Linked DNA regions of Homo sapiens: region 2 is linked to region 1. Evidence: chromatin loops called from intact Hi-C (ENCODE). Cell type or tissue: Calu3. All regions are shown on one strand. Each heading gives the region's core, and the rest is flanking DNA. Links, peaks and the distances in the headings are about the cores only.

Region 1 (5,794 bases), core at 2,996-5,495:
GAAGATAGCTTGAGCCCAAGAGTTTGTGGCTGCAGTGAGCTATGACTGTGCCACTGCACTCCAGCCTGAGCGACAGAAAGAGACCCTGTCTCTTAAAAAATAAATAAAGATTCGCGCTGACACCTGACAACTACGTGCATGCACCGATAAGAAACTGGATTAAAATTACAAAGGACATAACTGGGACGAATGGGAACTGTATTTAGAAAGTAGTATTGTCAAATTTCCTGAGTATCATCATTCTATTCTGTTTTTATAAGACAACGTCCTTGTTCTTAGGAGATATAGGCTGAAGCATTCAGGGGTGAAATGTCATGATTTGGCAACTTAAACTCTCAAATAGTTAAGAACAAAAGTATGTATATTCATCCCCCACACACAAACATACGCACTGTATAAGTGCTAGAGAGAAAATACATACATGAGAGAAAGAATGTGAACTAAATATGGTAAAACATTAATAATTGCAAATCTGGCTAGGGGATAAATAAGTGTTTATCGTATTATTCTTTCAACTTCCCTGTAGGCTTGAAACACAGGAAGTTTAGGAAAAATACGATTCACTCAGGCTGTGGGAAGAGGTTCAGGGTAGGCTCTGGCTTCCCATAAGTGTTTCTGCTGACATCCCAAATTTAGCCCTGGGGTTCTTTCTGCCATCTTTCTTGCACTCAATTCAGTCACCAGGGCACAGCAGCTGCCTCAGCAAGGGCCCACATTGTGCCTTCATGAGGGAAAATTTAAAAGCAAGAGGATGAAGGTCTGATTACAGAATGGAAAATATAACTTAAGGTACTTTCCACTGGGGTACACGCGGGCATTACTGCAGCTGCTATGTAGATAGCAATGAACATTTGTTGAGTACCTGCTGTGTCCACAGCACTTTGCTAGGTGTCAAATGATTATTCTTAACTATTTTATTTTTCAACTTCTCTTTTGGCATCAATTTTCTACCAACTGACCAGGGCCCCTTATAGCCATCTTATGCACACATAAAGCCCTCAGTATTTAATATCCTGTGGCTAATTCTGGCTGCATTGTAACCGATAGCAGTAATCTTCTGAAAGGGTGAAAGAAAAGCTCTCATTGAGCCCCTGTTGTTGACAGAAGTACAAATTCTATTTTTCCCCCCTCTTAATGATTCTCCATCTCCCTTGGATTTCTCATAGTAATGGGAATGTCCAGGGTTTCTGAGATGAATTCTTTCCTTTTCACCTCTGGCATGATCTTAGCCTCAGCCTGGCCCTTTCACAAAGACCAGGACCACATAATAAGCACACAGACGTCACAGCATAAAGGCCATTTTGCCACCCGCTTGGCCAACAGCAGGGCTGTAGGAGGAGGGCTCGACATCTGCTGGGGCATCTCTTATGCTGTCTGTCTGCCTCACATTAATATTATTAAATGGGGATGTTTCTCAGTTCCCAGCAACATCTCCTCTACATATAGGGTCAAATGTTAATAGAAACCAACTCTGCACACAAAAAACCCAATTTCTACCGTGGATTTGCCCTGACATGCTTTCATTTCAAAGGCGCCACAGTCTTCCTCACTTAGACCGGCACTTGGGCCCTGTTCAGGGACAGATTTACCCATCTCTAAGTGGCAGTCCCAGCTGAAAAAAGTGGGCTGCAGGTTATGATGAGAAGACAAAGGCTTTGGTTGCCATAACTTGTCAGAGGTTGGCTATAGATGGGTGGAGAAGCCCAGAACTTGAGCCAAAGGAAGCCCAATGCCTCTTTATTGTTTATGAGATCCTGAGGCTGTGCTACACCCAGGCTCGGAAATCCACACTGGCAACATGCCGGGCAGACAATACCCAGGCCTGATTTCTGATCTCTATGCTAACTTCGCAGCTGCTCTCTCCTGCCCCTTCCATCTCCAAGGTGGCTTCTGCTCCCCATACCTGGACGTGTCTCTGCTTCAGCAGTGTTTCATAGCGATTGGACGGTGGATACGGAATGATGACGCCATAATTCTTACACTCAGCTCGAAAACGTTTATCCAACAGGACACTGCAAGGAATAAAAGTGAAACAAGGCCAGTAAACAGATTGTGAATGACTCTCAACTGCCCAGATACATCTATTTCAGATCATAGGATCTACCCACAGAGCACTATCTTATATAACTTAAGTAAAATTGTTTTCTGCTCTAGACAAGTTACGTCAAATTTCTTTTCAGTCACAGAAGCTCAATATGTGAAACAGAGTTTCTAAGTTAAAGATGGGCAACACAGAAGTTGAGCCACTTTCCTCTTTTATTCATTTACTGCAAAAGCAATTGAGTGCCTGCTTGGTGTATCCCAGGAAACATTCTGGGTACTGGGAATACAAAGTTCCTGTCCTCATGGAGTTTATATTCGAGTGAGGAAAGACTGATAATATAAACACAAACAGAGGAATGGAATAATTTCAGATAATAGGTAACAGTTGCATAGTGTTTATTATTTCCCAGGCACTTTAAACACAAACACACACACACACACACACACACACACACACACACACACACACATTTTAAATCTCACCACAACCCTATGAGCTGAGAGTGTTACTATCTTTCACACTGAGGCATGGATTGCAGAGGAGAAGTGCTTTGAAAATAAGAAAATGGGATCATTTGGAGTTAGGAAGTCCAAAGTCTCTCTAAAGAAGTTTTGCTAAACAGAGACCTGAATGATAAAATTGGAAAGATCTAAGGGAACACTATCATTTACACAACAAGCTTGGTTACATTTAAGAAAAGGAAAGATGGCCAGTGTGGATAAAGTATAGTGCAGGTTGGAGAGCATGGTGCAAAATGAATTTATAACATGAGACCAGGGCCAAACCAGGTAGGGCCACACAGGCCATAGTAAAGTGGCTAGGTGTATTCTAGACATAACTAAAAGGCACCAAAAGGTTTTACGCAAGAAAGAGACACCATCTATATTTACACTGTCCAAAGTAGTAGCCACCAGCCACATGTGCCTACTGAACACTTGAGATGTGGCTGGTCCAAATTGAGATGGGCTGTAAACAGGATTTTGAGGACTTAGAAGAAAAGAATGAAAAATCTCTAATAATGTCTATATTGAGTGTATGTCAAAATTATAATGTTTTGGATATGTGGGGTTAAATAAAATATATTATTAAAATTAATTTCATCTGCTTCTTTTTCCTTTTTAAAATATGTCTGCTAAAAAATTTAAAATAACATCTCTGGCTCATATTTGTGGCCACATGGCATTTTGAATGAACAGGACTGACCTAGCTCATGGTTTTCTTCCTGGGCTTTCCCTGAATCTCTCAACCTCCTCAACTTCCCACACTTTAAAAAATCACTGATCTTACAGGGAAGGGTGTAGATAAAAGCCCATATGTCTGAAGAAGGAAGACCCAGGGTTCGACACGCCTGAGTCTGTTTATATAGATGATGGAACAGTGTATTTGGAATCAGAATTGTCTTACAGAAGCCAGAAACTCAACTCACTGTTAGAACCACATCCCATTCAATCCACAGATGCCTATTGACTACTTTGTGAAAGGCTGTGTTCTCTGCTTTCCTTGAAATCCTACGTGCATGCTTTCAATACTTTACAGCATTTAAGAGTCGCGTTATTTAATGCACATCCTGTGTTAACAGACACTTGTGTGTGCTGCACATCAACTCCTCTTTGAAATATATCAGGGCTACTTTGGCTGTTAAAAGCAAAATGAAGCAAATCCTTTTCATAGAAAAATTATTAAAGTAAGGAACTATCCTTGAAATTACTGGTTGGTATGTTTGGATTTCCAATAAGAAAGGAAATACCTATATATAAAATTTGAGGTTTTCCTCGATCAATGCTGTTACAGGTCCTTGAAACCCAAGAACTCACGAGGGTCTGAATCAACATATACTGGCAATACCAAGGAGCCTCTAAAGCTTGATACATCTCTGATCCAGACTTCTTCACTGGCCTCCTGTCTGGTTTGCACACACCCATTCCTCTCCAATTCATTCTCCATACATTTATATTTTTAAGAGAGTAAACTTTCAAAAGTAAATAAAAATCGAATCGGGTCACGGTTGTACTTTTGAAACCATTCGGAGGCATTCCACTCCCGGGAGAAACAGCTACAAAGCTGGTGTGCTCTGGCCCTGCCCACTCCCCAGCCTTAGCATGCAGCTTGCCCCCTCTAGTGGTGGTGAAGAGACACTGACATGTATTAATCCACAGGAATCCTCCCACAGCCCTGTGAAGTTGGCATGCTGTTATCATCATACTCCCACCGCAGGGTCCTTGCACAAGCAGTTCCTTTTGCCTGCAACGTCCTGCCCCATCCTTCACCTCGTTTTACTTCCTTCACTCCTACCAACTTCAGATAAGAACTCAGATGCCACTTCCGCAAGATGGCCTTTCTAGTTCCCCGCCCCCAAAGGTTTAACCATCGTACATTCCCATGAGCTTTTCCCTCACAGACAGCATGTAACCTCCTTGTCACTGTGCATTCATCGGCTTTTAGTCGATGTCTGTCTTTCCTGCTGGACTGCAGGCTGTGTGAGGTTAGCCCTTTATCTGCCTAGTTTCCTTTCCACTCTATCTCAGCACCCAGTCCGGGTCCGTGGAATGGCTCTGTTTTCCTAAGGTGCTAAAGAAGAAGGGAGGTTTCACAACAGAAAATCATGTCTTCTAGGTGGCAGTCTTAAGAGATTGCTACTCACAGCTCTGGGGCTTTCCTACCTGCCAGCCATGGCTTTGTAGTAAGCAAAGATCTGGTCTGCCAGCTTGTAGACAAACTGATCAAAACACAGGTTCACCTGGTGGAGAGGAAGCAGGAAACATCACTGGTGCCCGTTCAGCTTTATGACAGAAACTGAGCCAACTGAAAGACAGCAGTCAGGCAGGATTGCCCAGAGTGCATTCTGGGGAAAGACGCTTTGAAGGGGAAAAATATTCTGTGGCTAAGTTTGGGAGATTTGGTCCCTTGCTCTCAGGGTCCTCAGTCAGTGAACAGACAAGTCAAAGTTCAAAAAGGACCCAATCTCCCCACGGCCCCTCTCCTCAGCTGTTTCGAGGCCGCCTGCCTGGAGGGATGCAACAGACAGACTGTCAGAACCCATCAGTGCTCAAATTCGTCCGCTAACTCGGCAGCCTCCCCATCCATCTCTTCAGATGGATGTTATTTTCATTGTATTTTTCTTTGATTTGCAATTTTTTTTTTTTTTGAGACAGAGTCTTGCTCTGTCACCTAGGCTGGAGTGCAGTGGTGTGATCTCGGCTCACTGCAACCTCCGCCTCCCGGGTTCAAGTGATTCTCATCCTTCAGCCTCCCAAGTAGCTGGGATTACAGGCACCCACCACCATGCCTGGCTAATTTTTGTATTTTTAGTAGAGACGGGGTTTCACCATGTTGGCCAGGTTGGTCTCGAACTTCTGACCTCAGGTGATCCACCCACCTTGGCCTCCCAAAGTGCTAGGATTACAGGCATGAGCCACCACATGTGGCCACAAATTTGTTTATGAAGTTGATAGTCACATTTAAAAGCGCCTTCCTTCAAACTTTGCTTACATAACTTTGGTTTTTAATGAATAAAGTCTTGCCATTTCAGGGTCTCATCATCAGTGATAGACTGTGATGCTCAGGTGGGAAGATAATTCACACAGACATGAAGAATCAAACCAAATATTTCAGAAATGGCAAGAGCAGGACATGACCATGAGATGGGGCAAAGGCAGTAGCTAGGTAAGAGTCAAAGGAAACAGATCCTATTTACTGTCAGATTTAATATTTTAAGTCTTTCATGTTTAATATTTATGTGATTAACCTTTG
Region 2 (2,500 bases), core at 1-2,500, 63 kb before region 1:
GGGAAAAATTTTCATGATGTTGGATTTGGCAATAATATCTTGGGGTATGACATCAAAAGCAAAGGCAAAAAGTTGCACTACATCAAAATTGAAAACTTTCATGCATCAAAGGGACACCATGAGAATGAAAAGGCAACCGAAAAATAGAAAATAATCACAAATTATATCTGATAAGTAATATCTAGAATATGTAAAGAACTTCAACTCAACAAAAATGACTCAATTAAAAAAATGGACAAAGGACTTGAATAGACATTTTTCTAAAGAAGATATACAAATGGCCAATAACACATGAATATAGCACTCAGCAGTGACAGTCATTAGGGAAATTCAAATCAAAATCACAACAAGATAACTTTTTCACCCCTCAGGATGACTATTATTAAAGAATAAGTGCTGATGAGGATGTGGAGAAATTGGAACTCTTGTGTACTGCTGGTGGGAATGTAAAATTGTGCAGCCACTATGGAAAACAGAATGGCAGTTTCTAAAAAGTTAAACATAGAATTACCATACGATCCAGCAATTCCACGTCCAGGTATATACTCAAAAGAATGGAAAGCAGAAATTTGTAGAGTTATTTGTACACCCATGTTTCATGGTAGCCAAAATTAACCATTTTCAAAAATACCCAAAAGGTGACAGCAACCTGAGTGGACAAACACAACGTGGTCTATATACACAATGCAATATTATACAGCCATAAAAAGGATGGAAGTTTGGACACTACAACATGGATGAACCTTGAAGACATCCTAACTAAAATAAGCCAGTCACGAAAAGACAAATACTGTGTGATTCTATTTATATGAGGTACCTAGAGTAGTCAAATGCATAGAGAAAGTAGAATGATGGTTACCAGGGGCTGGGGAGAAAATGGAATTATTTTTTAATGGGCCCGGAGTTTCAGTTGGGGAAGATGAAAAATCTCTGGAGGTGGATGTTGGGAATGATTGTACAATACTTGTGTACTTCATGCCACTGAATCATATACTGAAAATTACCATTGAAACTATTTTATGTGTATTTTTTAAAAAAGCCCTTTGTGAGGTGGCTCTTACCTCTCTCTCCTCTCACTGGGTCCCTGAGACCCACCCTTCGATCCGCCTTCCTGCCTCAGTGCCTCTGCTGTCACTGTTGCTGTCTGGAGCATCCTACCCGCCCCATACCACCTTTGCTGCTTGGTTCTTTGCTGCGGGCCATTCTGGAGTCAGCCCAGACACAGCCTCCCTCTCCTGGGAAGCTTTCTCTGCCCTCAGCCTGGTTTAAGGGTCCTTCTCTCCCTTCCCATAGCAGCCTGGCTCACCCCACGCCAGTACCTATCCCATCCAGGTGCCCCGTACAACTCTGGTATTTGGTGAATATTTGTACAGGTGAGAAACTGGCATCAGCAGAGTCTGATTGGGACAGGGAAGATGTGCTCCCGGTCTGGAGCCCAGCCCTGCCCTTCGGGGTGAACTGATTCATGGCAGTAGGTGATGAGTGGGTGACTCACGACCTCACGACTTCCTCTAAGCAGGTCCCCAGCCTATAGTATCTTTGTACTTGCCGTGTGGGGAGCTGGCCTTCACAAGCAGCTCCTCCTTGTTTGCTTTTCTGGTAAAAGCCTGGTTGTCAGCCCAGCCCCACCTCCCAGGCCTTAGCCACCAGCCTGCTCACCACATTCTTAATGATTTCATCCTTCCCGTCCTGCCTCTGCACTTTTAGCAGGTGGTAACAGAAGTCGAACAGGTCAAAGCGACGCTGCTGGCCCAGCAGGACAATGATGGAGCAACCAGCCCAGTTCAAGCCATCGCCGAAACACTGCCTGGGAGCAGGGGGAGGAAGCAGCTGGAGTGAGAGGTCGGGGGAGGAGGGCAGGGAGGGAGGGAGCCTCATCTTGGGCCAGGAGTACAGCTACTAAGCAGGCCTGTCTTTGGGCCAAGTCTCTTAACCTATAAAATGGGTACAAAGGAAGCTGTGAGGGTGGGTTCATTAGTTGCAGGGATGGTAGTTATGTCATAAGTCCTTCCGGCCACAAATTACATTTGCATCACTAATGTAAAAAAAAAAAAAATCAGCTCTAAAGACGCTCTGAATTTGCAAGGAAAAACCCACCCAGCTGTTGAGATGTATGTGGCTGATTACTCCGTGCAGGTCAAAGGAGAATCTGTCTTGACTCTCTAAAGGAGCTAAAAGAACACCTAGCAGGTGAGGGGCCATTTCAAACCAGGAGGCCAACTGGCCAGAAGCAGGCTGAAAGGGAAGGGACAGGCCATGGTGGGCAGATGCTGCTGGGGTTGAGGCTGAGTCCTTTTGGTTCTGACAAAGCTCCAACTCTCAAGAGGCCTGGCCCCCAACTCTCAAGAGACCTAGGCAATTTGGATGGCAGTAGAGTCATCCTTTGGCTGTCTCTTTTGTCCTCAAGCAGCAGCCCCAACCCGGGCAGGTGTCCCCAGTTCCCCATCACTGTACTGGAAGCCTACAGGCTAGCGCTGCTCTGAAACAGCTTCATCAACAC

What was found. Peaks named below come from ENCODE experiments on the same cell type or tissue, not always from the same donor. Only the 100,000 strongest peaks of a DNase experiment are listed, where the experiment ranks them.
Region 2: a loop joins it to region 1, with 4 times the contacts of the local background. A loop is called at or near these places in 3 of 110 quality-filtered maps.

What each region holds. Positions count from the first base shown.
Region 1 is chr5:157,326,960-157,332,753 of GRCh38, reverse strand. It overlaps CYFIP2 (cytoplasmic FMR1 interacting protein 2), which reads right to left. Exons shown (of 31, transcript NM_001037333.3): 19 at 4,705-4,781; 20 at 1,904-2,012. Among named protein-coding and RNA genes, the nearest start is that of FNDC9, 16 kb to the left of the region's middle. In Calu3, for the core only: a CTCF peak has its summit at 4,184 (motif pointing left); a DNase peak (open chromatin) is centred at 4,153.
Region 2 is chr5:157,389,828-157,392,327 of GRCh38, reverse strand. CYFIP2 (cytoplasmic FMR1 interacting protein 2) reads right to left here. Exons shown (of 31, transcript NM_001037333.3): 30 at 1,660-1,807. The region is part of intron 1 of NIPAL4-DT (NIPAL4 divergent transcript); the gene reads left to right. Among named protein-coding and RNA genes, the nearest start is that of FNDC9, 45 kb to the right of the region's middle. RefSeq lists an enhancer at 1,082-2,281. In Calu3, for the core only: no CTCF peak of the experiment used is centred there; a DNase peak (open chromatin) is centred at 1,547.